2 separate regions of the Mus musculus genome follow, and region 2 is linked to region 1. Evidence: chromatin loops called from intact Hi-C (ENCODE). Cell type or tissue: left cerebral cortex. All regions are shown on one strand. Each heading gives the region's core, and the rest is flanking DNA. Links, peaks and the distances in the headings are about the cores only.

Region 1 (2,918 bases), core at 209-2,708:
CTATGGACCAGGTGTCACTACACTAAGGACAAACAGGGCCTTTGGTATTGACTATAAGGAGCTGAATGTGAGCATCATGCCCTGACGGGTATGCTCAGGGTGGACCAGACACCTGACCTATTAAGAGCAGGGGAAGAGGCCGTGAAGGCACTGATGGAGACTGATGCCACTAAGCCAGGCTGCTCTCTAGCTTGCTTCTCTCCACATTTGGATCCATGCTGCATAAAATATGTCTTTGTAACCAAGCTGTTAATTTCGAAGCTGATCTAAGCCAGCTTTTCTTCCTTGTCTTCAGAGTAGAAGTACCATCAAAGCCAGCAGTATTTGGCCTTCTGACCATGACCTAAAATTTCTCTGGATGTACATACAACATGCCTAATGTGTGGTGAGGCTTGATGAGGTAGGGATATGAAATACCAAGGCAAACTCCTGCTCCCAGTTTGATTGAAGTGATTTCCTTCTGGTTGAATTAACAACAGGATTTAATGAAACCACACATTTCATAATGTGTTTGGTCATGCATTTCAGTTTTGTTTGGAATCAAAATCCTTCCTCTTCTAAAATGTGACAGATTAAATTATTAAAAATGTATAGGTAGTAATTAGTGTACAGATGCCAGGAACACAAGAATATTTCCCCATGTTATGTCTATGTCACCTCAAAAAGATCAATTTAAGCTGGGCGTGGTGGCACATGCCTTTAATCCCAGCATTTGGGAGGCAAAGGCAGGCGGATTTCTGAGTTCGAGGCCAGCCTGGTCTACAAAGTGAGTTCCAGGACAGCCAGAGCTATACAGAGAAACCCTGTCTCAAAAGAAAAACAAAAACAAAAACAAACAAACAAACAAACAAAAAGGTCAATTTAAAAGGGCTTTTTCAGGGCAAAAAGTGCCTGACTTTCAATACAATATTAAAAAGGGCATGTTTGGCTGTACATGTACATGGGCACACATATATGTACATGCAGGTGAAGGACAGAGGTTGACATGAGGTATTTTGTCCCATTGATCTATGACTTATCTTGTGAGATGGGGTCTTTCAGTAGCTGGAACTCACTACATCAGCTAGGGTGACTGTCCAGCACTGCCCAGGCGTCCTTCTGTCTGCATCTCCCAAAGAGATTACAGGTATGCATTGCCTTGGGTCTGGCAAACTCAAAAATCAGATCCTCCTGTTTACACAGCAAACCCTTTAGCAATGGAACTATCTGCCTTTTAAGGACTGTTTCTAACAGTCTTTCTTTCTACAGAGGACTCTTTTATACAAAGAACAAGTAGATTCCAACTTCCAGGAAACCTGGGCCTCACCCTCTCAGTAATTAATAGATGCTGTGCTACCCAGGAGCCCTAAAGAATATTTCTCAAGCCTTAAATGCAGGCTAGGCTGAGTCATATGCAGCACATCCCCAAAGATCCATGGAGTAAATAATCAGGAGAAGAAACAGTTGCCTGGAGCACCCAACGCACTCCAGACTTCCAGCAAGCAATGCAATTTTTTACTGTAACAAGGAAAATTATTCACTGAAACACACACAAAAAAAGTGCTTTCATTTCTAACTCCTAGCCTCGTCTTACACATGAGCACACACATTTCCTGGATGATCATTTAGCCAATTCTTTCCTTCACCCCCTTCATGTTGGCTCTGGGGCACATTTTTTGATGGATTTGGAAAGCTGTGTTCATGAAGGAAGTTTATTTCTTTTGCTAGGCTTCCGACTAGAGTAAAATCTGATTAAGCTTGCCTACAGGTAAATTTTTGTTAACTGCTTAGCTTAAAACACAAGTCGACACTTGGAAAACTTGAGAGGAATGAGAGAGAGAGAGCACAGCACACTGGCTTTTTCAGGAAGGGAGCAAGCAATTTTTATGCAGACTCTTGCTTCAGCTAAGACCAGGAAGATTTGAGGTCCTGGTCGCTGGGGTGGGAAAGGTGATGGACCTGCACACGGGCAGGGAAACACGTGGAAGAAAAGGGCTCTGTGGGAGAAGAAAAGCCACTGGTGGCCTCCTATTTACCACAACCAGTGGAGAGAAAGTCGGCTAAGGAGGCAGCCCCTGGAGCTGTGGGGACACTGAAAAAAAAAAAAAAACACTGTCACTCTCAAGGTTTCCCTGAGTTGGAGTAGTCCAAGTGGTAGGTCCTTTCTTATACTAATTAATATTTTTTAAAACTGGCTGGAAAATTTGTAATTAATCTGGTAAACCCTATCCATGATTTGCTCTATTCAATTGCCACTGGGAGGAAGACTATGAAAAAAGGGGGCAGACATAAAAAGGTTCTTCTCCTGAGTGCTTCTACATAACTACTTGGGATGAATAATACTTTGACTGAGCAGTTTTGACAATGGTAGAGTAGCCAATGGAAACATGGCTCCCATCCATCCACTGGCTGTGTAGGGCACCTTGTCATGTACTATATACTTTACGGTGTTTTTATATACCTACTACTGAGATGAGAAAAGTGAGGCTTGTCAAAGTAAAGTCATGGGCCTGGGGCCTGCAGGAAAGAATAAAGGCTGTGATTCACACCTAGGCATACATGGGAATATAAATCGCTCACACTACCCGACTAGGATCTCCCTGTGTCTCTAAATGAGCACAAAGGAGGTGCCCGTGGTAACTAGCGTAATTTACTGAGATGCAGAAAAATCAAGACACATGGTTAATACTAAAGTCAAGGGCTGGGGAGATGGCTTAGTGGGCATGCCCTTCTGCACAGACATGAGGACCTGAGTTAGATTCACAACAGCCATGTAGAAAAGCAGCCCATGGACCCATGCACACCACACCTGTGACTCCAGCACACGTTAACCTCATGCTCCAGGTTCAGTAGGAGACCATGATACCCAAGACCTCTTCTAGCCTTCATAAACATGTGCATGGGGACAAGCATCCTCACATACAGGGACACACACATGC
Region 2 (2,918 bases), core at 148-2,647, 54 kb after region 1:
GCCTGAAGACAGCTAGTCAAAAGGAATCAGGCCCTAAGAGCCTGTTGTGCTCTCAGTGAGAAGTCCCCCGCAGGCTCTGGGTTAGAACGCCTGCTCAAGGTTATAGGACTTTGAAAACTGTGGAACCTTGCTAGAGGCAAGCGTGTCACAGGGCCAGGCCTCGCCAGGCCTCAGGAGTTCATAGCCTCATCCCAGTTCCAGTTTGCTCTCTGCTTCCTGTGTGCAGATACAGTATGACCACCCAGCTTCCCACTCCTGACCCCGGCTGCCAAGTCAGCCCTGCCATTGTAGATGCTGTCCCAAAGAAACTTTTTTCCTTAAAGTTCTTCTGTCCATGACATTTTATTAGTAGAAAAATATCTAATTTGGTACTATTCTACATTTCAAAACACTAATGCCATCTACAGAATGAGATTAGGATGGACAGAAAAACGGGAGGAAATGTTAATTAAAATCAGAGCATTCATAGGAGAGTCCATGTCTAGGGACTGTGATTAAGTAGAGGACAGCACAGTCATGTTGCCCTCCCAATTCTAGAAGACAGCATTAAGCCAGCAAGCATACTACAATGGGAGTCCACCACACTGCCGAATTCTTGAGTCTGGGTACTCGCACCCCAGGAAAACGCTAAGTGATTCCAAAACAGTTGGATCCTCGCTCTGAAAAACAAGTGGTCTAATCAGGAAATGAGAAGTCCTTTCCCTACAGATAGAAGAGCTAATGGTTACAACGCTACAGTGTGACAGAGGCACATTCAGGAGAGCTGGACAAAGGAAGAGGCAGAGGCAATCAGCTGCCATTCTCTCTGCAGCAGGGAGCCGGAGGATGGAAATTTAGAGATGCTGTTTCTATTTATTAGCACTAAGCTGCTTCCTCATATCCCTCCATAAACATGCAGCTCCAAAAAACAAAAAAGATCTTTTGATCAGGAGCAGGGCTTTCTTTAAGCTGGAGGCTCGTGAGCATGCCTGCTGAGCGAGTTCATGTAAACAGATATCCAAACATTGTGGGCCTGAACAACACTTAATATCTTATATTCTGTTTGGTATTTTCTTTTGAATAAATCCAATGATAACGTTTTCCTCTCTTTGAATAAGACCCCAAAGGGAAGTAAATTGCATGATGGGAAGAAAAAACAGTCAGGGCATTCCAGGGGCTGTCAGCATCCATAGGAAAGCACCTGTGGTTCCTGTATCTGCCACTAGTCTAAGGAGTGGCACTCCTGAGCACTGGCTACAGGATCTTTTATAAATACAAAAGTGGTGTCTTCAGGCTCAAAGCAAAGAGCAATATTGTCTTCAACACTAAAAGAGTTTCCAAAATTAAAACAAAAAGCATTACTTAATTTGAAAAGGTAGTGGGCTTCTTCAGGTCTCCATAATGGTTCCCTTGGTTTTCTGTATTTCTTTGCTGGTAACAGAGCAAAAAGAGGAAGAAAGCAAAACTCCTTGAGAATGTCTGCCATGTAACACTAAAGCACAGACGGAATCCAGTCAGTGATGAAATGTCTGCCGTGTGACAGTAAAGACAGACAGAATTCAGTCAGTGATGAAATGTCTGCCGTGTGACAGTAAAGACAGACAGAATTCAGTCAGTGATGAAGGGGTTAAGAATATTCTTTTCTTTTCTTGCTGGGTACAGATTTTTTTCAGTACCATCCCAAAGCCATGTAGGTATCCTATGCTCATGATCTGAATCCCACAAGCTGATGCTAGAACACAGAAAATAGGAAAAAAGCTATCTCACATGGTTCCAGAGAGTGGCTTTCCCTCCCTGGTTCTCGGATTATTTATGACCAAAGTCAAAGGAACATAGCCTACCGGGCACTTAGAAACCACCTTTGTCACAAAGCACTGAACACTCACTTGGGCTCACTAGGCATATGAAAGGAGGAGATGGGCCTGGCATCTGGGTCTTCATCTAGTCAGACACCTGCTTGACTTTGTAAGTCACTTAAGGAGTGGCTGTGTGCATAACCAACCTGTCTCCCCTAAGACTAAAAACACAATAGCCATGCCCTAAATCTGGAGTCACCTTGGATTCCAGAAGAGCAAAACCTCACAAAACAGGCCCCACTTCAGATAACAATAATTCCTTTCATTCCCTGGCTTTCCCCACTCCCCACTGCACCCTATTCCTGCCTCCCTGGGTAGCATCTCTGTTTTCCTAAGAAATCCTACTTCTATTATACATTTGGAATGCAAAGTTCCATTCACAGTTTTTCCCCATCCCCAGGCTCCATGTATTCATTATCAGTGTGGATCTGAGTCCCAGCCAATTTGCCCAAGTACCTAGGTTCTTATGTCAGACGGAAAAGAACTGAAGACACACAATTAGAAATAGAGACATTTTATCAAGAAAGAAAGAGAAAGGGAAGGAGATAGTCGGCCATGGGCCACAAGGTCTGTGACCCCTTAGGTTATTTAGAAGTCCCACACTGGTGTATCTTGGGCTTTTCTTGAGCCCACTATACAAAATTCAACTGGGACACTGTGTTCACTCCCTCTCTGCCAACTTCCCTGGGCATCCTGTTTGCTGAATAAAGTAGAGGTGGGAACGGACTCCAAGTCGCATGCCAGAGACATAGAATCTGCACCAGAAACACAGTGGAGTCTGCCCCATTTTCTGCACATTTTAAAAAAACATTTTTTTGAAAATTTGTTTATTTTATGTGCTGATTATTTTGGTCTACATGTGAGTCAAGACACTGTGCACCTGGTGTGCACAGAAACGAGAAGAGGCCATCTGATGCTCTGGAACTAGGGTTACAGGTGCTTAAAGTCACAACGTGGGTGCTGGGACTCCAACATGGGTCCTCTGCAAAAAGACCAGTACTGAGCAACCACTGAGCTATCTCTCCAGCTCCAAGAACACACTGTGGTGCACAGACCTACTGCCACCCTTGCCAAAGTCACCAC

The links. Hi-C counts contacts between places; a loop is a spot of excess contacts. Peaks named below come from ENCODE experiments on the same cell type or tissue, not always from the same donor. Only the 100,000 strongest peaks of a DNase experiment are listed, where the experiment ranks them.
Region 2: it touches region 1 in a loop (4-fold over the local background); 1 of 42 quality-filtered maps calls a loop at or near these places.

The regions. Positions count from the first base shown.
Region 1 is chr14:11,987,701-11,990,618 of GRCm38, reverse strand. The region is part of intron 4 of Ptprg (protein tyrosine phosphatase, receptor type, G); the gene reads right to left. Among named protein-coding and RNA genes, the nearest start is that of 3830406C13Rik, 300 kb to the left of the region's middle. In left cerebral cortex, for the core only: no CTCF peak of the experiment used is centred there; a DNase peak (open chromatin) is centred at 1,386; H3K27ac peaks cover 264 bases.
Region 2 is chr14:11,933,769-11,936,686 of GRCm38, reverse strand. The region is part of intron 2 of Ptprg (protein tyrosine phosphatase, receptor type, G); the gene reads right to left. Among named protein-coding and RNA genes, the nearest start is that of 3830406C13Rik, 350 kb to the left of the region's middle. In left cerebral cortex, for the core only: a CTCF peak has its summit at 1,186; a DNase peak (open chromatin) is centred at 789.